2 separate regions of the Homo sapiens genome follow, and region 2 is linked to region 1. Evidence: chromatin loops called from intact Hi-C (ENCODE). Cell type or tissue: CD4-positive, alpha-beta T cell. All regions are shown on one strand. Links, peaks and the distances in the headings refer to the core of each region. The heading gives the core; the rest is flanking DNA.

Evidence for each region. Hi-C counts contacts between places; a loop is a spot of excess contacts. Peaks named below come from ENCODE experiments on the same cell type or tissue, not always from the same donor. Only the 100,000 strongest peaks of a DNase experiment are listed, where the experiment ranks them.
Region 2: a loop joins it to region 1, with 2.8 times the contacts of the local background. A loop is called at or near these places in 3 of 110 quality-filtered maps.

What each region holds. Positions count from the first base shown.
Region 1 is chr2:113,168,723-113,180,024 of GRCh38, forward strand. PSD4 (pleckstrin and Sec7 domain containing 4) reads left to right here and starts at 5,249. Exons shown (of 17, transcript NM_012455.3): 1 at 5,249-5,332. It overlaps LOC124907872 (a long non-coding RNA gene), which reads right to left and starts at 7,046. Exons shown (of 2, transcript XR_007087197.1): 1 at 6,548-7,046; 2 at 2,626-3,303. RefSeq lists enhancers at 3,591-4,091, 4,092-4,592, 4,822-4,891, 4,942-5,111, 5,732-5,821. In CD4-positive, alpha-beta T cell, for the core only: no CTCF peak of the experiment used is centred there; DNase peaks (open chromatin) are centred at 419, 5,199, 6,649, 7,539 and 2 weaker places; H3K4me3 peaks cover 3,722 bases; H3K27ac peaks cover 4,638 bases.
Region 2 is chr2:112,987,584-113,000,564 of GRCh38, forward strand. It overlaps the pseudogene POLR2DP1. Among named protein-coding and RNA genes, the nearest start is that of IL36A, 11 kb to the right of the region's middle. RefSeq lists an enhancer at 9,234-9,393. In CD4-positive, alpha-beta T cell, for the core only: no CTCF peak of the experiment used is centred there; DNase peaks (open chromatin) are centred at 7,928 and 9,278; H3K4me3 peaks cover 427 bases; H3K27ac peaks cover 1,788 bases.

The sequences.
Region 1 (11,302 bases), core at 277-8,276:
ACAGTCTTGAAGAGAGGCTGAGCAACCTTTATTCATTCATCAAATGGCTGTGGAGCAATTGTGAGCCAGGCACTCCGCTGTAAAGCACATGGGCCAGTCCTTGCCCTGGAGAAGTTCATGGTCAAGGGGAGGATGGGAACCCATAACTAAGCCAAGCGGCAGGCCTGGACTTGGGGAAGGGGGAAGATCACTGGTGCCTCCCTTTCAGCCTCAGGAAACCATGGATTACCAGGAAGTCTGGACGGGACGGGGCAGAGCCCGAACTTGAGGAGGTGACACTTCACCTCTTGGTCTCCTGGCTTCTGCCTCCGCATCTGCTGCCAACCCCACTTGTCCATAACCTCTGGCCATGTTCAATATAGATCACTTTCGCTTCTAATCTCCTCCACTTTTCAGCAGCAATCAACCAAGCCAACCACTTCCTCCGTCTGAAGTAACCTCCTCTTGTCTTCTGTGACAACATGGCTCTCCCCTTGCTTCTCTCACCTTTGTGACAGTCCCTTTTCAGTCTCCTTTGCAGACCTGTCCCCTCCCATCCCAGGTAGGCACCACCTTCTCTCTCCAAGCTCAGATGGGCTCCAGGTGCGTTTTTCAGTTGCCTACTTGAAATATCTCACAGGTAGTTCAAATCCAATATTTAAAAATTAAACTCTGGGCCGGGCATGGTGGCTCAGCCTGTAATCCCAACACTTTGGGAGCCCAAGGTGGGCAGGTCACCTGAGGTCGAGAGTTCAAGACCAGCCTGACCAACATGGAGAAACCCCGTCTCTACTAAAAATACAAAATGCGTGGTGGTGCATGCCTGTAAACCCAGCTACTTGGGAGGCTGAGGCAGGAGAATCGCTTGAACCTAGGAGGCGGAGGTTGCTGTGAGCCAAGATAGCACCATTGCACTTCAACCTGGGCAACAAGAGCGAAACTCCATCTCAAAATAAATAAATAAATAAATAAATAAATAATAAATAAATAAATAAAAGTTAAACTCTGGATTTTCTCCCCTGAGCCTCATCTCCCAGTTCTTTCCTATTTCAGGAAATGCCATTATTACTGCCCATCTGGTTGCTTAAGTCAGAAATCTGGAAGTTGCCCATGACTTCCCCTCCCATCTTGTCCCCTCGAATATAATGAAAGAGCAGGTTCTATAATCATCCCCCATATGCATTCCCAGCCCTATGCCTCTCTTCTTTGCCGTGACTGCCCCAGCCAAGCCACTCTCCCCCATTGCCTGGACTCTCACAGAGCCTCCTGACTGGTCTCCTTGAACTTACGTAGCCTCTACCATCTCTTCTCCATACAGCAGACAGGTCCATCTATTCTCCATATAGCAGATGGATGATCTTAAAAGTAAATACACAAATACTCTTTGACCTGTCATTTCTCTGCTTTAAAAATGCACCCTGGGGGTCAGGCATGGTGGCTCACGCCTGTAATCTCAGCACTTTGGGAGGCCAAGGTGGGCGGATCACCTGAGGGCAGGAGTTCAAGACCCAGCCTGGCCAACATGGTGAAACCCCATCTGTACTAAAAATACAAAAACGAGCTGGGTGTGGTGGCACACATTAGTAATCCCAGCTACTCGGGAGGCTGAGGCAGTAGAATCGCTTGAACTCAGGAGGTGGAGGTTGCAGTGAACCAAGATCTCGCCATTGCACTTCAGCCTGGGAGACAGAGCAAGACTCCATCTTAAAAACACACAAACAAACAAGGCCAGGCGCTGTGGCACATGCCTGTAATCCCAGCACTTTGGGAGACCAAGGTGGGCGGACCATGGGGTCAGGAGATCGAGACTATCCTGGCTAACACGGTGAAACCCCGTCTCTACTAAAAATACAAAAAATTAGCCAGACATGGTGGCGGGCCCCTGTAGTCCCAGCTACTCTGAAGGCTGAGGCAGGAGAATCGCTTGAACTCAGGAGGTGGAGGTTGCAGTGAGCCGAGATCGCACCACTGCATTCCAGCCTGGACGACAGAGTGAGGCTCCATCTCAAAAAACAAACAAACAAAAATGCACCCTGGGCTGGATATGGTGGCTCATGCTTGTAATCCCAGCACTTTGGGAGGCCGAGGCAAGTGGATCACTTGAGGTCAGGAGTTTGAGACCAGCCTGGCCAACGTGATGAAATCCTGTCTCTACTAAAAATACAAAAATTAGCCAGATGTGGTGGCAGATACCTGTAATCCCAGCTCCTTGGGAGGCAGAGGCAAGAGAATTGCTTGAACCTGGGAGGCAGAGGTTGCAGTGAGCTGAGATCATACCACTGCACCCCAGCCTGGGTGACAGAGTGAGACTGTCTCAAAAAAAAAAATGCACCCTGTCTTGCCACTGGGGTGCCTGTGGGATCTGGCCCTGCCCCTCCTGGCCCCATCTTTTCCCACACCCCCTGGGACCCTGGGACTGCGCTGCACCACACTGGCTTGCTTTCTATTCCCTGGAAATGTGGAGACATTTCCCACCTCAGGGAAGGAATTAGAAGCCGAAAATGCCCTTCCATACTGGACCCTCCTCACCAGGACATGGTGCAGCTTCAGAGACCTTCCCGAATTCCCACGGCAGTGTGCTCACCCTTGCTGCTCTCTTATTTCTCTCTGCTTCTTCCCAGGCATTCTTCACAATTTATGATAAAGTTTGATTCATAAGTCCGATTGTTTATTTTCTTTCTCTGTCAGTAGACTGGAAGCTCCCTGAGAACAGGAGTTGTTCTGCAGTAGACAGGCCTATGCAAACCTACCCCAAAGTCTGAGGAAGTTGAGAAGTTGAAGAAAGAGGCTGAGAAAGCTAGGGGACTTTCCAACAGAAGCCATGTAGGTGTCTCAGGCGGCAATGAGATGAGATGGTGGATCCCCGCATTAGCACCCAAACCCAGGGCTCATATACCATAGGGTAGGAGTGGTTCAGATGGGATTTATAAGACAATTGAAGTGTGATATCATCAAGGTTGTTTGACCTACGAGTAGCACTTACGGACTTACAGTAAGTATCTGCTCTTACACAGGAAACAATAGATAAACTGGAAATTGTAGAGGCCCTGCCTTGGAACTGGGGTCACTCAGTTAAGTCAATGTGGCAGGTTAGCTTCCAAGATGGAGTTGCTTCAGCTTCCACAGGGGTCATGTGTTTTATTCCTGATAGGTCAGCGGCTTGTAGCATAGAGCCTGCACAGAGCAGGTGCTGACTTTGAGCCTTGGCCATGTTCCGGAGACACCCCTAGCGGCTGGGGCCCAGAGTGGAGGGTTTGCATTTAGGTCTTGGTGACTTCAGGTTTCTGACTTACCCAGCTTGATGGAGAGAGAGAGTTGTAAAACCTGAAATATATGAGGAAGAAGAGCTTGGAGAAGAGAAGGAACCAGGTTTGCCTTATAAACATTGAGTTTGAAGTGCTGGTGAGATAAGCATGTCCCCAACATTTGCCAGCCCTGGGAAGTGGAGAGTGGAGGACCCCATCTGATATGTCCAAATACATGAAAGTTAAGACTAAAGCTCACAAACTGTCATATAAAATGTGTCCTGCCGGGTGCGGTGGCTCACGCCTGTAATCTAGCACTATGGGAGGCCGAGGCGGGCGGATCACCTGAGGTTGGGAGTTCGAGACCAGCCTCGCCAACATGGAGAAACCCCGTCTCTACTAAAAATACAAAATTAGTCGGGCGTGGTGGCGCATGCCTGTAATCCCAGCTACTTGGGAGTCTGAGGCAGGAGAATCACTTGAACCTGGGAGGTGGAGGTTGTGGTGAGCCTAGATGGCATCACTGTACTCCAGCCTGGGCAACAAGAGCGAAACTTGGTCTCAAAAAAAAAAAAAGTGTCTATTCTCCTAATTCTCCTACCTCCCACTTTCATCATGGCCTGGAGCTCCAGGTTTGAAGGAGGATTCTTAGCCGCCTCTGAATGTTGCTGCCACAGCACAGCCCACCCCAGCCTTTGGCCCACGCCACAGCTCCACCTCCCTTTCTCTTCCCCACCCTGCTCTGTATCACACGTGCATGTGGGTGGGTGACCTGCCCAAAGGTTTGAGCTCTCTCTACCTGCTCCCGTCTCTGCTATCAGGACTCTTGCCAGCGCTTCACCCAGTCTCAGGCTGCATAGGGCAGCGGTGCTGTGTGCCCACATGGGGAGGAGGCCATTTGGGCCCCAGAAGTGGAGAGTCTCGGGATCTGGGGCACGCAGAGTGTGGTGGAGAAGCAGGGTGCACGGGCTCCATGTTGGTATGTTCCTGTGGACTCTGTACCCTGCAGGGAGGGGTGCGGCTGTAGGTGAGCTAGAGCCCGACCCTCTCAACTCTGGGTCAGGGTGGCTGGTCCCCACTGCTGTGTGGACATGCAAGTGAGGGAGTCTCTGGGTCAGCTGGAATCATGAAGACGAGAGTTCAGGGAGGGTGGGAGTGGTGGAGCCTCAGCAGAGAAGTTGACGGTCATTGATGTTGAGGAAGTAGATTGTGTGGAGGGAGGAGAATGGCATGGTGTTTGCGCTCCCCACCAGCCTCACTTACACTTGTGGACACTGCGGCCGGTGTCCTGAGGACGTGTGTTGGGAATTCAGCCACGGGGAATGGAGGTCCCTTGGTTCATATAGTCACAGGCTCTGTATTCTAACCCCAGCTTTGTAATTTTCCAGCTGTGCAACCCTGGGCAGTGGCTTAGCATCTCTGAGCTTGCCTCCAGATCCGGATCTGTATGATGGGGTTATTAATGCTTCATAAAGTAGGTGTGAGGAGGGATTGAGGTACTATTGGGAGAAACTTTGTAACTAAAAGGCAATTGTATCATTTGCATTATTACCAGTGACATGAGACATAGTCACACAAAAATTGAAATGTCATTTGTTTTAAAACCAGAAATTGCCCAACTTAGGGCCCTCCTGTCTCTCACTGGGTGCCCTGCAGGGGACCAAGAGCCAGAGCAAGACTGAGAACCTGGGGCAGAAGCGCAGGGAGGAAGGAGGTGGGGCCTGCTTACCAACCAGGCCTCGGCCCCTTCCCCTTTCAATCCCAGGCCCCTGCATGGCAGGGAGAGGCCAGTTCCACCATGGCAGGTTCTTTCTAGGCTGGTGTGCAGGGTGGGGGCCTCCAAGGAGCAGGGGCATGGGGAAAGGGGCTGCAGGCGCTGGGCCTAGGAAGAGAGGCTCTTATCTTGTGGGCAGGAAGTGTGAGGTGTTGAGCAGCTAGGGAACCCTGGGGAGGCGGCGGGGAGCAGGAGGGGTGTGTGTTGTGGTGAGGAGGAGCGGAAGTCGGAAGCTCCAGCCGTCACAGCCACATTCACTGGGCAAGCCGACTGTGAGCCAGGAAGTGCTCTTGGGGAGCCCAGGCCAAGCCATCCATTCTTGGGTCCTTTGGAGGTGAGCTAAGTGGGTCTGCCTAGGTTGGGGCTGGTGGAACCTGTGGGAGCAGGGAATGTGGAGAGTCACATGTGGGTCCTTGTGGCAGGGGCTGGGGCAGGTGGGCAGGGGAGAGGCGAGGGCTCTGGCAGTGCCGTGTGCACCTGCCATGAGCCTGGGCTAGGCTAGGCCCCTCCTTCCCCCTTCCTGCTCTGTGTCCCGTCCCCCTCCTCCCTCAGCCTACCCCTCCTCATCTGACCCTTCTCTGATTCCCTGCCCTGGCCCCACGGACCTCTGTTGTTTCCCTTCCCTGGCTCCCCGCAGAGCCTCTGGAGGTCTGCAATAGTGAAGGGTGAAGGAAGCTCCTTGCTAATCCTCTTGTGAGTGTCACTGCGTCCCCAGTGACTGCTCTGGCTGAGTACCCAGTGGGGGCTTTTGTGGCCAAAGGTCCCAAGTGATTCTCGACCCTAGACTCTGGAGAGAGGGAGTCTGGAAGGCCTGGGTTTGGGGTGGGGGTGGCTCTGGGTGTGGTTGCTGCAGGAGCTCAGAGTCAACTTGGCCATCAGGGGGCTCCCAGCTTCATCTTGCCTTCCAGGACCATCCTGGAGAAGCTCGAGGAGAGGTAAGGGGACCCTCCTTACTGGTTTAGCTCTGGCTTAGGCCTGTTGTCCTGATGGGCAACAGGAACCACTGAACTCTCAAAGTGTGCCTGTGTAGGAAACTAAGGCCCACTGTAGTCATTATTGTTATAGTGAAGGTAGCTGCATGGAGGGAAAGTCCCCTGACACTGCCATTCCCCCCTTATTCCAGGGCCTAAAATTCCACAGTTGAAGTCACTCCTCTGCTAGAATGCAGGGAAGGGTGGCCTGTCATTAGCTGATGATAAATACTCCTCCGTTCATTGGACCTTGGACCAGCTTTAAAAAGTGGTCCCCAAGCAGGCCTGTCTCCCAGCTGCCTAGGACTCTAGAGCATCCCGTGGCCCCCTCCTCCTACAGACAAGGAACCGCCTAGCATGGGGATCAGAACACAGGCTGCTGAGCTCTTTGTTGGGGAAGGGGGAGAGACCCACAGAAGGGGTGAGGGATGTGGGGTGAGAGGACCCAGGGAGGAGAGGCCCAGCCTGGCCCCAGCCCCCTAGGGGTCTTTGTCCTCCCCAGGCAGCAGCTGTACTGGGTCCCCTTTGTCATTCTGTCCCTACCCCCGTGATCTCTCCCCTGGATACTCTCTGCCTACCTCAGACCGCCATCCTCTGCTCCCTTCCTGAGCCTCTGCTGGCCTCACCACAGGCCTTCAGTAGCACTGTCTTCTCTCTCTCTCTCTCTCTCTGTGTGTGTGTGTGTGCGTGCAAATTTGCATGATGGCTCTTTCTGTGTGGGCAGGATGTGGGGCCTTCTCGAGTCATTTCTCTCACGGTGCTTCAGACCCCAGGTTCAGACAGAGGCCTCTGTCCTGCAGCTCCAGGCCAGGGAGTTCCACTCATGGTTCCTGCCTGCAGCAACATCTGTAATTCGGCAGCTTCTCGGGCTGCAGAGGGACAGGACAGGTCACCTCCTAAGTCCTTGGACCGGCCAGAAGCCTTCATACCTTTTCCATAGGAGGGAAAACATTTCCAGGGTAAAAGGAGGGAGCGTTTGCTTGCTGAGTCTGGAAGCTCAAAAAGGGAAACAGAGACAGGCACCCTCCGGATGAAGGTTCAGGGCTGACTCCTTGAGGAGGCTGAGAGCTGAGCCTGACCAGGAGGGCTATTTGTTTGTTTTTGTTAATTTTGGCTTCTCTAAATGGACAGCAAAACAACAAAATTAAACTGAGCAGGACACGGTATTTCCTGAGCACCCACCAAGGGCCAGGCCCAGCACTCAGACCCATTCCAACTTTACAACAAACCTGTGAAGTATAGCTTTATTGGGTCTTGGTTCCTTATTTTACAGAAAAGGAACCAGGTGGAGTTTTTCACCCAGAGCCACATGGCTTGTCAGCTGTAGAGTTAGGATGGGATTCTGCTCTGCATTCTTCACTATGACCCTGAAGTGGGCAAAGGAGGGTGGTCAGTGCAGGGCACCCAAGGCCATCACCTTCCTACTCAGGGCAGGCTCATACCCCAGCCTCTGTGCCCGGTCTCCCCGTTCTTCAGCCAGGGTACAAGGCTGCAATGCCAGGCTGAGGGTGAAAAACAAACTCACTGTTAGAAAGCACCGTCCGGGTGCCAGGTGTCAGCTGGGTTCCTTCCTGCCCCCTTGGGTCAAAAAGAAATTGCCTTGAAGCCGGGGGTGGGGCAGGTGGGAGGGACTCTGCCTTCTAGTCCCTCAGCCATTGCTTTCTGTGTGTTTCACCTCCCACAAGAGGGACATAAGGCTTAGCCCTTGCAGTATTCTCCATGAGAAACATACACCCCCTCCCCACCGTGGTGAAGATTCTCTGAAATGTAGTCAGCTGTGCTCAAGAAGAGTGGCTGGTTGGCAGCAGAGTGGAGCAGTGCTCTCTCTTCCCCACCTCGGCTCCCTCCCCTCTGAACCCTCCTTAAACTTTCAGAGCCACCTCAGAGCTCAGAAAAACTGAAGGGCCACTTTAATGTAGAGGTAACAGAACTCAACTGATGTGACAGGTGGCGATTCCTTTGCTGCGAATTCCTTTCCTTCTGCTTTCGTTCTGGTTGGGATAACAGACAGGAGATTTCAAGAGAGATTTTGCTAAACACCAGGGGTGGAAAAACACAAGTAAACCAAGAAAATTTTAGATGCGTAAGACCTGGGCTCTGCTGCCCAGTTTCTGGCCTGCCTCTGCCTAGAGGGTGCCATCCTACCTCAGGGATCAAAGGCTAGTTCCATCCTCCACCCTTCTGAGATCAGACCGCCCTCACCTGGGTGACCGGTAGGACTGCCTTTTTGGCCTTAGGAGGTGACTTCACCTTTTAGGTCATCCTACCTTTCCATTCAGGCAAGAGCAATTAAAAAACAGAAGGAAGACATCTTTTAAACACACAGTTACACAGTGCCCCCTGCACAAATGGAGAGCACAAACAAGACAATTGAATGGGTCCTCCTTTCTGTTCGGGTTGCTGCCTGGGAGCCAAGACCCACAGGGACATTTTGGCTGCTGACCTGGTAGGAACCTACCTCTGGGGGAGCACTGCCCTTGGAGCACTGGACTTCCTGGAGAGGGGAGGATGAGGTGATTGGTCATGGGCAGACTGGCCCCCGTGGGGAAGCCTTCATATTATAATGATGCTAATTCTCTTCTCCAAGCCTCGGTCTTCCCCGTCTTCTGGCCTGGTTGTTGTGGAGGGAGAGTTCTGAGGATCCATCCCATCAGTGTGTCTCTCCATTTGTCTGTCCATTCATCTAGCCATCCCCTCTCTTATTTTCACAAATGTTCTACAACGCCGACTCTCAGTCAAGGAGGCGCTGTACAGGAGTTTGAGTGACTCAAGTGAATTCAGGAATGTCCAAGAGAATTGATCAGTGGGGCAGGAGGAGAGAATGATGCTTAAGAGAGCTGTAACCTGGGTTCGCACACCAGCTCAAGTCACAGGGGGGCCTGAACCTCTTACGTCAACGCTAACCTTTAAGTTTCTAATCCACTTGAACTAAACCCCTCAAGTCAATGCTGATCTTTAAATTTCAAATCCAGTTGAACTAAAGTATGCCCCCAGACCTTGTGGGTCGGAGTGGTTGACAAATCAGTTACATAATGTGACTATGCCATTCAATATTTTCATACTGAGACACAGTGGCGAACAGGAAACATAAAGAACCTGCCATCTTGGTGCTTACCTTCTAGGCAAACTAGAACCACGCGGGTAAACACACTGGCAACTACACACCGGGATAAACGCTCAGAAAGTAAAAGCGAGGGGTGGAGTATAGTCACATTGAGTTTAATTGGTTTAAAAAGTCATAGCCGGCCAGGTGCTGTGGCTCATGCCTATAATCCCAGCGCTTTGGGAGGCCAAGGTAGGTGGATCACCTGAGGTCAGGAGTTTGAGACCAGCCTGATCAATATGGTGAAACCCCATCTCTACTAAAAATACAAAACTTAGCAAGGCATGATGGCGGGTGCCTGTAGTCCCAGCTACTTGGGAGGCTGAGACAGGAGAATCGCTTGAACCTGGGAGTCAGAAGTTGCAGTGAGCTAAGATCATGCCACTGCACTCTAGCCTGGGTGACAGAGCAAGATACCGTCTAAAAAAAAATGTCGCAGCCAGTCAAACTACATGCCTTGTCCCCACTGAATACCTGATCTGTCTCCACCCTTCCTGTCTCCATTGCCTTGGGCTCCCCTCCACTGACCAGTTCCTCACCCCCACCCCTCCCAGGCTCCTCAGGTGCTGCAGGCCCCAGAGATCTGCTCTCTTCTCTTTGCTCGGAAAGCTGCTGCAGCCTCTGGTATTTATTTTTTTTCCTCTGAAAAAACCCAGCAAGGAACGCTGGTTTTTTTCTGGGAAGGCAAGTCCAATCCTCACTTGTATCTAGTATCAGCATTAGCGTGTACCTAGAGGGCTGCTTTATGTACATATACATATCTATTTGCAAGTACATATGTGCAAAGAGAGACAAGTGGGGTTTCCTCTCATCTTATGAAAAATTCAGGATGTCCTTTCTAGCAGGCCCAGCCCCGCATTCCCACTCCCATTCCCATATTGGCACGGGAACGTTTCTTGCCAAGTGAGTTGACTGATGGTGAGAGAAGGTGGGTTGGCGTTATCCTGGCAAAATGCTCTGGGGCTCATAGGGCCATGAGGCTGGCACTCATTCAGGTACAATGTGTGGAGTTGGGTGAATGAGAACAGGAGAAGGGATCAGGGATTTTGCATGGCAGGAGAACTATTTGGGCCCAAAGACCAGGACTTTACAGAGACGTGGAGGGTGGCTTTGGGGTCTGGGAAGGGAGGCAGTTGAGTAGAGCTAGGGATGTCCTATGTTCTGGTACCTGTAAACCAGGTGCTTCTCCCCAGCTTTCCCCTCTATCTCTAAATAAACATGTCTTCCTAGTCATTTATTATACCCCATGGGCTGGTGTCTTGAGGAGGCGCAGTGGGATGTGGTGGGGTGAGTCACCTCCTTGCTCACACTCGGTTGCTCTCCACCAGGCAGGTTTGGGGAGGGAGATTTGGGGTCCAGGGTGTTTTCCCTAGTATAGACAATAGATCCTGAGGCTCCTCATCCCTTCTGCCTTAGAAGTAGAACCGTCTCAGGCCTCTTGCCCAGAGAGCACTGAGGGTGACAATGGGCAGCTGCATGGGGAGCAGAGAGTGGTATGGACTTAAGGAGTAAACCATACAAATCCTCTGCCTGTTACCTGGAGGTAGTGGTGGGAGGTGGAGAGGCAGAACCTAGAATGATGAGTGAAGGCTGGATCCATAGGAGAAGAATGAAAGGCAAGACTGTTAATGGAAAGGGATTCCAATCCAGACCCCAAGAGAGGGTTCTTGGATCTCGTGCAAGAAAGAATTCAAGGTGAATCCATAAAATGAGGGCAAGTTTATTAGCAAAGTAAAAGAATAAAAGAATGGTTACTCCATAGGCAGAGCAGCGCTTGGGCTGCTGGATTAAGGATACCCGTATCTTGAGCCGACCTCTTATCTCATCCTGTGACTTAGAATGCCTAGCTTCCCGGGAATGCAGCCCAGTAGGTCTCAGCCTTATTTTACCCAGCCCCTATTCAAGATGGAGCCACTCTGGTTCAAACATCTCTGATGAGACCAAATCTGGTCCATTTGATTCAGAGCATCAAGTACAAGATTAAACATAAGAAAGGGCCTCTCCTCTCGGAAAGTCAGCCTGTTGGGGAGGCTGCCTTAACTAACAGGTGGAAGGGCCCTGAAGGCCGGTCAGGGACCATTCCGGGTGGGCTGGAACATCAGAATCCTGAGGGTGTCATCCAGCAAGTCTAGATTCTTGTTATTCTAAAACAGGAATGCAAGGGTTGGGTCAGAGGGAGGGGTAAAAACCCAGAAAGAGATTTCTTTTGGAGGCACTTTTAGAAAAAGGA
Region 2 (12,981 bases), core at 3,046-11,045, 180 kb before region 1:
ATTGTGATTTTGACTTGCATTTCTCTGATTAGGAATATTGAGCATTTTTTCATATATCTATTGGTCTTTCTTTTTGTGAAATGTCTATTCAGGTATTTTGCCTGTTTTTCAAACAGGTTATTTATTTATTATTATTATTATTTGCAACTGAGTTGTTTAAGTTCGCTATGTATTTTTGATATTTACCCCTTGTCAGATGTATAGTTTGAAAATATTTTCTCCCATTCTGTAAGTTGTCTCTTCACTCTGTTGATTGTTTCCTTTTCTATACAGAAGCTCTCTTGTTTGATATAGTCACACATTTGTTTATTTCTGATTTTGTTTTTTGCCTTTGATTTTGAGGTCTTATCCAAAAAATCCTTGCTCAGACAATGTTTCTCCTATGTTTTCTTCTAGTAGTTTCATAGTTTCAAGTCTTACGTTTAAGTATTTAATCCATCTTAATTTTTGTATATGGTGAGAGATGAGTCAATTTTATTTTTCTGCGTGTGGATATCCAATTTTTCTAACATCATTTATTTATTATTTTTTATAATAATAATGACAATTATAGCATTTACTACAATGACTTTTAATACTCTAAGGTGCATGTGTGTGTCTCTGTTTTAATATTTTACAAATTGTCACAAAGGCACTCAACCCCATAGAAGACGTAGTATTTTTTAGTGTAAAGCAATTTTTGTAGTCTTGACAAAAATCATTTAAAATTCTGTCACAAAGCAAATTAATTTCCTATTTCATGAATTAAAAATGAAAAGAGACTACAAAAAGCTTTATTTGTTTTAAATCATGTTTCCCTTCTTTTTTGGGGACAAAACAATGTCTACTTTAATTAGGTAAATCTTCCTCAGACTTTGATGTTGTATCATAGCATATATCATAATCTTACCCACTATGTTTAGAGATTGTTTTTTAAATTAAGTGTGTAATAATGCCCACACCTTTATTAACTCTGTTTAGCTGCATTAGTTATGATGATGCTAAAATCTCTCATATTTCATTTTTTCTTGATGTCATTTCATCAAACCATTAAGACTCATGGTTAAAATATAATAAATATATAATAGAGGCATATGTTTATTTAACACAAAGCTTGTTGTTAGTATCATGTTCACAGTGGTGGGAGCCATGACTAATTCATCAGTGTTCCCAGTGCCTTGGCAGTAGGTCTTCACCATTAAATCTCATGTTGTAGAATTACTTTATCACTTGATTTAAAAAGAATCATTTGCTTAATAATTTGCTTAGAGTAATGTTTGCTATTAGTGTATAAAAATGCTACTGTTTTTTCAGCAAAGACTTGGGACTAACTTAAATGTCCATCAGTGTTAGACTGGATAAAGAAAATGTGGCACATATACACCATGGAATACTATGCAGCCATAAAAAGAATGAGTTCCTGTCCTTTGCAGGGACATGGGTGAAGCTGGAAACCATTATTCTCAGCAAACTAACACAGGAACAGAAAAGCAAACACCACATGTTCTCACTCTTAAGTGGGAGTTGAACAATGAGAACACATAGACACAGGGAGGGGAACATCAGGCACTGGGGCCTGTCAGGGGATGGGGGGTAAAGGGAGGGAGAGCATTAGGACAAATACATAATGTGGGGCTTAAAACCTAGATGATGGATTGATAGGTGTGGCAAACCACCATGGCACATGTGTGTAACAAATCTGCATGTGTATCCCAGAACTTAAAGTTAAAAAAAATGCTACTGTTTTTTGAACGTTGATTTTGTAACCTGCAACTTTATTGAATTAGTTTATTAGATCTAACAGTTTTTTTTCGATGTTTAAGATTTTTAGTGTATAAGAGCATGTCAAAAGCAAACATGGACAATTAACTTTCTCCTTTCCAATTTGGACGCCCTTTATTTCTTTCTTTTGTCTGGCTCTGGCTAGGACTTCCAGTACTATGTTGAATAGAAGTGGTGAAAGTGGGCATTCTTTTTTTCTTCCAAATCTTAGAATAAAAGCTTCAAACTTTTCCCCATTCAGTATGATGTTAGCCATGGGTTTGTTGTATATGGCCTTTCTTATGTTCAGATACATTCCTTCTATACCTAATCCATTGAGAGTTTTTATCATGAAGAGATGTTGAATTTTGTCAAATGTTTTTTTCTGCGTCTTTTGAAATGATTATATATTTTTTCTTTCATTTTGTTAACGTGGTATATTATATTTATTGATTTGTGTGTATTGAACCATCCTTGCATACCTGGGATGATTGGCTATGGTGAATAATCCTTTTAATGTGCTATTTGAGTTTGGTTTGCTAGTAGTTTATTATGGAATTTTGCATCTATGTTCATTAGCGATGTTGGTCTGTAGTTTTCCTTTTTGGTGGTGTTCTGGTCTGATTTTGACATCAGGATGATGCTGGCCTTATGGAATGAGTTTGAAAGAATTCCACTCTCTTCAACTTTGTGAAATAGTGTGAAAAGGCTTGGTGTTAGTTCTTCACTAAATGCTTGATAGAATTAAGGAATGAAGCCATCAGGCCCTGGGGTTTTCTTTGATGGAAGAGTTTTAAACTGCTAATTAAATCTCCTTCCCTATTGATCTGTTCAGTCTTTTTATTTCTTCATATTTCAATAGTGGTAGGTTTTATGTGTCCAGGAATTTATCTATTTCTTCAAGGTTTTCCAATTTGTTGGCATATAATTGTTCATAATAGTCTCTATGATTCTTTGTATTTCAGTGGTATCAGCTTTAACATCTCCCTTTTCATTTCTGATTTTATTTATTTGAATATTCTTTTTTTCTTAGTCTAGCTTACAGTTTGCTTATTTTATTTATCTTTTTAAAAATCAGCTCTTCATTTTGTTGATCTTTTTTAGTCTCTATTGATTTATGCTCTGATTTTTATTATTTTTTCTTCTACTAATTTTAGGTTTAGTTTTTTCTTGTTTTTCTAGTTCCTTGAGATGCAACATTACATTGTTTATTTATAAGAGTATATAGTATATAATGCTGTATACTCTTTTTGTCTTTGACAGTTTGATGATTATATGTTGTTGGGTAGTCTTATTTGGGTCCTTTCTTTTTAAATATAGGTGTTTATCACCATAAACATTCCTCTTAGGACTGCTAATGCTGTATTCCATAAGTTTTGGTATATTGTGTTTCCATTTTCATTTTTCTCAAGACATTTTAAAATTTTCCTTTAAATTTCTTTATTGGTCCATTGGTTGTTCAGTAACATGTTGTTTAATTTCCATGTATTTGCAAATTTTACCAGGTTTCTCCTGTTAATTCTTTCTAGTTTTATACCACTGTGGTCAGAGAAGATATGTGATATGATTTCAATCTTTTTAAATATGTTAATACTTGTTTTGTGGCCTAACATATATTCTGTTCTGAAGAATGTTCCATGTTGCAATTGAAAAGAATATGTATTCTGTAGCAGTTAAATGCAATTGTTTTTTGTAAATTTCTGTTAGGTCTATTTTGTCTAGAGTGCCATTTAAATCTGATGTTTGTTAATTTTGTGACTGAATGATCTTTCCATTGCTGAAGGTGAAGTGTTGAAATCCCTTACAATTATTGTATTGCAATCTATCCCTTTCTTTAGATCTATTAATATTTTCCTTGCTGAATTCACCCCTTTGCCATTATATAATGACCTCCTTTGTCTCATTTTTACTTAAATAAAAATTAAGTTTTAAATTTACAATCTATTTTATCCAATATAACTATAGCTACTTCTGCTCTCTTTTGGTTTCCATTTGGGTAGAACATCTTTTCCATCCCTTCACTTTCATTGTACATGTATCCTTATAGATGAAGTGGGTTTCTTGTTGGCTGTGTAAGTTGGGCCTTGTTTTTTTTTTTTTTTTTTAAATTCAGCTACTTTATGACTTTTCATTGGATAATGTAGTTCATTTATATTCAAGGTAATTATTGATTGTAAGAACTTACTCCTGCCATTTTGTTACATGTTTTCTAGTTGTTTTGTGGATCCTTTTTTGCTTTCTGTCTCTCTTACTATCTTCCTTTGTGGCTAATTTTCTTTAGTCGTATGTTTTGATTCCTAATTATTATTTTTAGTGCATAGGTTTTTGCTTTGTGGTTACCATGAGACTTACAAAGACTTTTTATGGTTGTAACAGGTTATTTAAAACTGATGACAACTTAAATTTGATTGCAAAAATTTCTACTTTTTAATTTAACTCCTCTCTCAACATTTTGAATTTTTGATGTCACAGCTTATATCTTTTTATGTTGCATATTCTTTAAGAACTTGTTATAGTTATTATTTATAATAGTTTTGTCTTTTAACCTTTTATACTAAAGATATAAGTGATTTACATACCACCATTATGTTAATAGAGTATTCAGAGTTTGACTATGTACCTACTTTTACCAACGAGTTATATTCTTTCAGATGTTTTCGTGTTACTCATTTGCATCTTTTTTTTCATCTTGCAGAACTCCCTTTAGCATTTCTTGTAAGACAGGTTTGGTGGCGATGAATTCCCTCAGTTTTTGTGTGTCTGAAAAGTCTTTATCTCTCCATCATTTTTGAAAGACAGCTTTGCTGACTAGAATATTCTTGGTTGGCACGTTTTTTTCCTTCAGCATTTTAAAATTCCATTTTCTCCTGGCCTATGAGGTTTCTGTTGAGAAGTTTGCTGTTGGGCATATAGAGACCATTATATGTTATTTGCTTCTTTTCCCTTGCTACTTTCAGGATACTCTTTTTGTCTTTGACAGTTTGATGATTATATGTTGTGGAGTAGTCTTGTTTGGGTTGAGTTTGATTAGAGATCTTTGACCTTCCTGTACTTGGATATTTATATCTTTCTCCAGGTTTGGAAAGTTTTCCATTGTTATTCCATTCCTTTCTCTTTCTTTACTCCCTCTTGAGTACCAGTAACCCATACATTTGCTCTTTTGATGTTACTCCATAAGTTTTATAAGCTTTCTTCATTTATTTTTATTCCCTTTTCTCCACTGACTGTATATTTTGAATTACCCTGTCTTTGAATTCACAGATTCTTTTCCTCTTGTTGTTCAGTTCTACTGTGGATGGTCTCATTGTATTTTTAATTTTTTTTTTCTCAGCTCCAGAATTTCTATTTGAGTTTTTGAAAGTTATTTCATTATCTCTGTTAAATTTCTCTGACCAAATTTTGAATTGTTTTTTGGTATGTTCTTGAAGTTTGCTGAGCTTCCTTAAAACAGGTATCTTGAATTCCTTGTCAGGCAGTTCTTCCATCTCCATTTCTTCAGGGTCAGTCACTGGCACCTTATTTTGTCTGCTTGGTGAAGTGAACATTCCCTGATTTATTGTGATTCTTGTAGCCATTTGTAGATGTCCATGCATTGATGTAAGTACCTAATCTAGTCTTTGCAATCTGGCTTTGTTGGGGAGCTTCCTTTAGCAGTAAGCCTGTCCAGAGATTCAGAGAAGTTTGACTGGGGAGGTCCCTAAGCCTGTGACCATTTCAGCAATTGCAGCACTAGGAGCTGCTCTAAGTCCAGGATCACAATGGCCAGAATCCTTTGGCAGCAGAGGCTGAGGTAGCACTGGGTCACATCCAAAGCTTAGAGTCTCTGAGACCAGCACAGCACTACATAGGGCATGCTCAACACCATGGCCACTATGGCCTGCCCACTGCTGGCAGTGACTTGTACCAAACTGAAGTCCATCTCACTGGTGCCACAGGTTCCTCTCTGGTGCTGGGGTAGATCTAGAGGCTTCATCTACAGGTATAAGTCTGGTGGTAGGGATCAAGTTGTTTGCCCTGTGGTGGGTTTTACTGTGGCAGGCATGGTACTGAGTTCCAAGGTGAAGTCTTACTCTTAATTCCTTTTTCTTTCCCCAAGAGATAATGTCTCTCTCTATACTGCACTGCCTGGGGTTAGGGAAGGGGTGATGTGGGTAATGTAAAACTGTCCTTCCTATTCTCTTCAATGTATCTGTTATTATTATGATGCTAAAATCAAGTACTGTGATCTCTCACCTGGTTTCCTTTGCTCTTGTGATTTTTTTTGTGCATGAATAGTTGATCAAATTGATGTTTCTGTGTGGGATGATTAATGCAAAGTCCTACTTTCCTCCTTCCTCTGCCACTCTCCTCTAAAGTTTTCTTCCTCAATTGAATATAATGTTGGCATTGCAGTTTTATAAAAATCAACACTAAAATAAGTGTTAAAGTTAATTAATTCTGGAATATCCAATAGAAGAATTAGTCATTGGATATTCACTCATATATCCATGCTATGCTAATAAATAGTGGCAGGTTGTTACATCTGCCAATTTATATTATTAATTAAAAGCTGATGACACATTAGCTTGTGACATGATTATGGTTGTAAGTGTTACAGCATCTCCATCCTGCTACAGGCTGTGTGATGATTTGGTATTCCCACCTCTTTTCTCTACTGTGAAAAACTTTGTTTGTTCAGTCACTGATACCTTGGACTTTCACTTGGCACAAATGTGAGCTCAAACAAAAGCTCAAATATGAGTCCTGACATCATGTGGCTGGACTCAAGGGTAAGGTGTTCATTCTGGTGATACAGAAGAGGCTATGATGACAGAGTATAACCAAAATGAAAACACCAATTTATAATAATCTCATAGAAAGCATGTGGAACCCAGAAAACACAGATCTGGGCTCCCTGCCTTACCCAGCACATGTGAGAAATAGTGTATTATGCCATGGTTTACAAAATCATGGAGGATCCCTGCAAGGAGCAATATCTTCATTTTCAGGTGAATAGTCTGGTCCACACCTAGTTTTTACACATTGCTATAGCAAATACTTCTGCATTTGAGAAGCACAAGCTCTAGGCTAATACTCATTGAATAATTTGTTTTCTTTGGACCTTTAGCAATTGGTGTTATAGAAGGTCTGATGCACTAGGAGAAGGGGGATTCTGGGGGCGGGGGCGGAATTAGTAGTCTTATAACCATGCCACCAGAGATTCACAATTGTAGATAAAACAGGTGAGCGGGTTGTTTCTCTGTCAAGTCGCTTTGGGGCTGATATCCTCTCACCTCAGGACTGCTGAAGGGTAATGGCTGTTTCCTGAATCTGGACAGGAAGACTTTGTCTCATAATTCATTAACAACTGGGCATGGGGACTGAAGATGCTGCCCACAGAGTGCTGAAAACAATGGTCATAATTAATAATACATGTCAATAAAATATTGTTTTGTTTCTTAGACTGTTGCTGTGAGAAATCAGCAACAATTACCTTGAGCAAGATGGCAGAGCAAAGTCTGAGACATGTCATCATTAGGGCTGTCCCTATCTAGCAGGGTGTCAGCAAATGACCTACCCAGGGTAGAGTCACCCAAGGTGGAGCACCTGTGCAAATGTCATTACGTAGTGGCACAAGTACAGTAATGTTCAGCACACCTGTATTTCCCAAACTTGAAACTACATTAGAATCATCTGGATATTCACTGAAAACCTAGGGCACTTGTGCTCGCTCCATGCCTAGTAGATTAAAATCCCCTCCTCCAGAAATTGCAACTTACTAAGTTTATGGTGGGACCTAAGAATTAATATTTTACCAAAGACCCTAGGGAGTGCTAATTTCTAAGTAAACATGGGAAATACTCTTCTGGACCATCCAGTGGAGTTTTGTGTGTAAAAAGACACAAATTAATCATGCTTGGAATGATCTATATGCTTCTATAGAAATAAAGAGATATGTAACAATACATACCTCCTGCTTTTTTTGACATTTACTTTTGTAAAGTTGTTCTCTCTTGAGTGATTTAAAAGCAAATTGAAGGAAAATGACTTGTATAAAAAGTTCACATCCTCAAATAAAATTTTTCATATCCCCAAATTGGAAAGAACCGAAATTTCCATCAAGCAGTGAATAGATAAACAAGTTGTGGTGTATTCAATGCTACTTAGCAATAAAAAGAAATCAAGGATGTGGGTGGTGGCACGCGGCACGGCAATGGCAGCAGGCGGCAGCGATCCACGGGCTGACGATGTAGAGGAGGACACTTCACAGCTCCTTTTTCCTAAAGAGTTTGAAACAGCGGAGACCCTTCTAAATTCAGAAGTTCATATGCTTCTGGAACATCGAAAGCAATAGAACGAGAGTGCAGAGGATGAACAGGAACTCTCAGAAGTCTTCATGAAAACAATGAAACTACACAGGCCGTTTCAGTGGTTTCGAAAACAGAGAGACCATTGCCAGTGTTCGTAGCTCTAGAAAAACCTTCATAAATTTGAGTTGGTCTGTTTGGCCAACCTTTGCCCAGAGACTGCTGAGGAGTCCAAGGCTCTAATCCCAAACTTGGAGGGGTGGTTTGAAGATGAGGAGCTGCAGCAGGTTCTTGATGATATCCAGACAAAGCACAGCTTTCAGTATTAATCCCTAAACATCACTGCTGCTTGGAGAAACTATGGCCCCACAGGGTCTGGGGCTGATTTGCATAGACATTTCATTGTAGAAGACAGTTGGGAATTCCTTTGGAGAAAACAGCCCAACTTGCTGTTGGGTTAGGTTGCTGTTTCAAATAATTCGTAGGTCCAGGTGACATGTAATCTTGGAGCAGCCTTGTGCAGTGGCTGCCAGTGGCTTCCTGAGTGTGCCCTGGGAAGTGTGAGGTGGCTCGGGTGGGAGGGGGTGTCATATTAGCCACACTGTTGACTCCCTCATTCATGACTTTTGGCCCCCACGTTATCTTGTATTCTTAATACTTCATGTTTTAATTTCAGTGTGTTTATACGTTTTGAAACTAGACCAGAACATAGTAGACTTTATAGAGAAAGACCAGTTTTATCTAGATGCCAAAGGAAGAATTAAACCACTGTTATTGTTTGAGACTTTTTTTTTTTTTTTTGGAGATAGGGTCTTAACTCTATTGCCCAGGCTGGAGGAGTGCAATGGTGCAATCATGGCTCACTGCAACCTTCTGGGATCAAAAAATCCTCCTGCCTCAGCCTCCCAAATGGCTGGGGCCGCAGTTGTGCACCACCACTCTTGGCTAATTAAAAAAAATTTTATTTTATTTTATTTTAAATAGAGGGTGTGTCTCACTATGTTGCCCAGACTGGTCTTAAACTCCTGGCCTCAAGTGATCCTCCTGTCTTATCCTCCCAAACTGCTGAGATTACAGGTGTGAGCCACTGCACCTGGCCTGAGGAGTATGTAAAGTTCCTGGGCCTCTGTGCATGCCTGAGCAGCTGCTGTTCAGAGACTTCAAGCAGCTCTGTGTCAGACCCCAGGTCCTGGTAATGTGCGCTCACTCCACCTCCTGATCTGAGGGTTGCAAAGATTCATGGGAGAAGTGTGGTTTCCTGCTTCCCTTGGCGGGGTGCTGGGGAGTCCCTTGGCTCTCTGTCGCTAACAGGAGGACTGTCACCTCGCCCTGCTTTCCTTTGTTCTCTGTGGGTCGAGTTGTTTCCCTGATCAGTCCCAATGCGAGTACCTGGATATATCAGTTGAAGGTGCTGTATTTACTCACCCCTTTTTGTTATTTTCCATGAGTGCCACACACTGCAGCTGCTTCTCATTGGTCATCTTGGCCCCCACCAGCAGTTCTTAATTCTAGAGAAAAAATTAAGTTATTCAGGAGACAAAATGTAATCATAATTTACTATATAGCTTAATTGTCAGTAATGTTTATATTGCAATAATAGTGTATATGCTATCCAAAATCATGATGTAAATATTTTGGAAGGATGCATGGATGAATGAGTGTGTGTGTGTGTGTGTGTGTGTGTGTGTGTGTTTATGTAGTAGGGAGTTAGATGAGTTGTGTATGACAATTAAAACTATTTTCCATGGAAGGATGTTAACACATAATGGCTCAAACAGAAAAATCGAGAAATAGCACCACACTCATAGTACTTTGAAAAATGGAGGTAAATATCAAAAACAATTAAAAGAGTAAAAACTGGTTTTCTCTGAGCAGCAGGAAATAATGACTATTCTGTTTTGTAACAAGACTTTGAAGCCTGAGAAAACAGACTATGTTTATGTGAAGCTTTTGTTTCTGGAGATGAAAATAGCAGAGCCAAGAGGAATGATGAAAAAATTCATTGTTGGACTATATGGAAAACTCAGGCTGTGTTCATGGTCTTTGAGTGAACTATTTTCAAGTAAGTGGTCTACCCCTTGATATTTGAATTTAAGATAGTTTACTTTTGTTATTAATACTCTTTCTGTTTTAAGCAAATTGTGATTGTCAATTTTACCAATGGGTTGGAGGCCATAGACTGAGAAAGCAACCCTCCTTTTCTGCACTGGAAGGATGAACCATCATTCTGCCTGTGGGACCTTGCTCTGACATTGCCTTGGATTGGAATCCAAGTCTATGGAGAGGGACTATGTGTTTTCGTTCTTCGTGGGTCCATGTCTTTAAATTTTAATATAGTATTTTTACACTTAAAATGGTCATAAAGGATTTTATTTTACTTTTTCCTTCTGTAAGATTTAGATAAAAGACTTTCTGGCTTTCTCATATAACTGGCTTTATTTTTTCATCTTTATTACTGATGTCTGATTTATTTCTGCCTTTTAAATATTTATTATTTTAGCTTATTTTGTTTTATTTAGATTTACATATGGCTTTTAAAAAAGGTTCTCTAAGAATTTAATGAAGTAATGAGATTAAACACTCAATAAAGAATAGAAATAAACTCAAATAAATATGGAGGTAAATATCAAAAACAGTTAAAAGACAATAAACAAGAATACTTATTGTTGTATTGTCCTGATCATCTCCAGGAAATCCAGGAAGTTGCTTTATAATCCATTTTCTTTCTATGGTGTAAAAGAAATACTGAGTAGGTAAGAAGGAATATTTGTAACAAATATATCTAAGGTCTAAACAAAAGAGACCTATATAAACTCACCCAGATGAATAAACAGAACTAGGAACTTTGGAAGAACTGTATGCCCATCCTCTATTCTATCCTCTTCTCTTCCTCCCCACAGATGTAATTGTCATCCTAAATTTGATGGTAACTATTCTCTTAAATTTTGTTATAGTTTTACCATCTATGTATATGCCCCTAAAATAGATATTGTTTATGCTTTAAACTTTATATAAATGAAATAATACTGTATGTATTCTTTTACATCTTGCTTATTCACATTCTTGGGATTCATGGTGATATGTCATGTCAGTTTGGGTGCTTTGATGAGAAGATGTTAAGAGATTTAATGGGAGACATGCCTGAAGGCCAAAAAAGAGGGATCAGGAGTAGGTAGGGAGAGCATTCAGACTGTGAGGCAGGACTGACACCAATGATAGAAAAGAGAGAAGGAAAGGCCAGGTGCGGTGGCTCACACCTATAATCTCAGCACTTTGGGAGGCCAAGGCAGGCAGATCACTTGAGGTCAGGAGTTCGAGACCAGCCTGGCCAACACAGTGAAACCCCACCTCTACTAAAAATACAAAAATTAGCCAGCCATGGTGGCACGTGCCTATAGTCCCAGCTACTTGGGAGTCTGAGGAAGGAGAATCACTGGAACCCAGGTGGAAGAGGCTGCAGTGAGCCGAGATCATGCTACTGCACTCCAGCCTGGGCAACAGAGCATCTTGAGACTCTGTCAAAAAAAAAAAAAAAAAAGAGAGAGAGAGAGAGAGAAGGAAGGAGGAGTGGGTAGGAAGAGCGTCAGACTGCAGTGCACCTGTGAAGCTCTGAGAAAGTCTCAACCTGGCACATTGGGGAGCCCTAGAGCAAAACTTGGCTGCAGAGGCATTCCACATCAGTAGGAAAGACTGCCATCACTGGCTGGGAGCAGCCCAAGAAAAGAGTGTTCTTGGCAGGAGCACTGCCATGAATCCAAAATTGCAGCAGCTGAGGTTGTCTTCCAACTGTTCTCCTTGTAACAGGTTCTTTTAAAGGGAAGTCTGAGAGTCACACCTCCATGCTCACAATCCACTCTTGTGCTGCATGGACCCCATCCTCTACGTATGTTTGGGAGCAGATCATCCATGCCTCCCATGGGTGTCTACCTGAAGGGAAACTTAGCAGAGGAATGTTAGTGAATGGACTACAGCACCCATTTCTATAGTTGGGCCAACAGTTTGTTCTCATCATCTTTTTTCTCCGCTGTCTATTCTAAATTTCCTTTACCCTCAACTAATAGCTTGGCAGGTCTTAGTGGCTTTCCTGGGGATGTGATCAAATCCCTCACTCTGGCAGTCATGTACTTCTTGAGCTGGGGTTACTGCATGTCTATTCACATTTAGTTATTCAAGGGAATACCAAGAGGTGTCCAAATGGATCACTTGGGTTCCACAAATATTACACACATATACCTCCCTATCTTCATATGTAAAAGCAGCTATACCTCCTCTTACATATACTGCTGGATGGCAGCCCATCCTTCCAAAGTATTACCACTTACATGGTGTTCCAGGTATACCTCCAGGAGGCCATTCAATGCTCCAACAGGTTGCTACTTTTGGGTTGACCAATGAGTCCAGGGAAGTAGTGGAGCAGGCTTATACTGACTTTGCAGGGTCAATTACTACATTTTCAGGATTTTCTGTGTCGGTTGGCAACTTGAAATTGCCCATTATAGTAGTATTTACATCAAGAAAATTGACAAATACTACAAATCAGGGCTTTTCTTTTTTTTCTGGAGAGCCAGTTATTAAAAATGTACTAGTATACCATTAAGTGAACTTAATGATCATGGACCTGTTTCAGCTCTTCCTTCACTATAGGGCCAGTGTTTTGGTTAGCTGCTATGTTGTTTTGGACTCACTGGTTGGATGTTGTATTGCATGGGATTCCATAGGCCCCTGGATAGTGGTTATAGCTGAGGTTCTGAATGTAGGAGAGCAAACCCACACCCAGACTATGTAGTCATCCCTGTGAGGACAAACTGCTTTACTTCCAAGAGGGAGGGGACTGATATACTTAACCTGCCACCACAAGTTTCTGTCTCAGAAAGTTCTTGATTTTCCCTTAATCTGAAAAACTTAAGAAATTTTGCAGAGTATGAAATTCCATTGGAAGGTTTCCTTTCTGCAT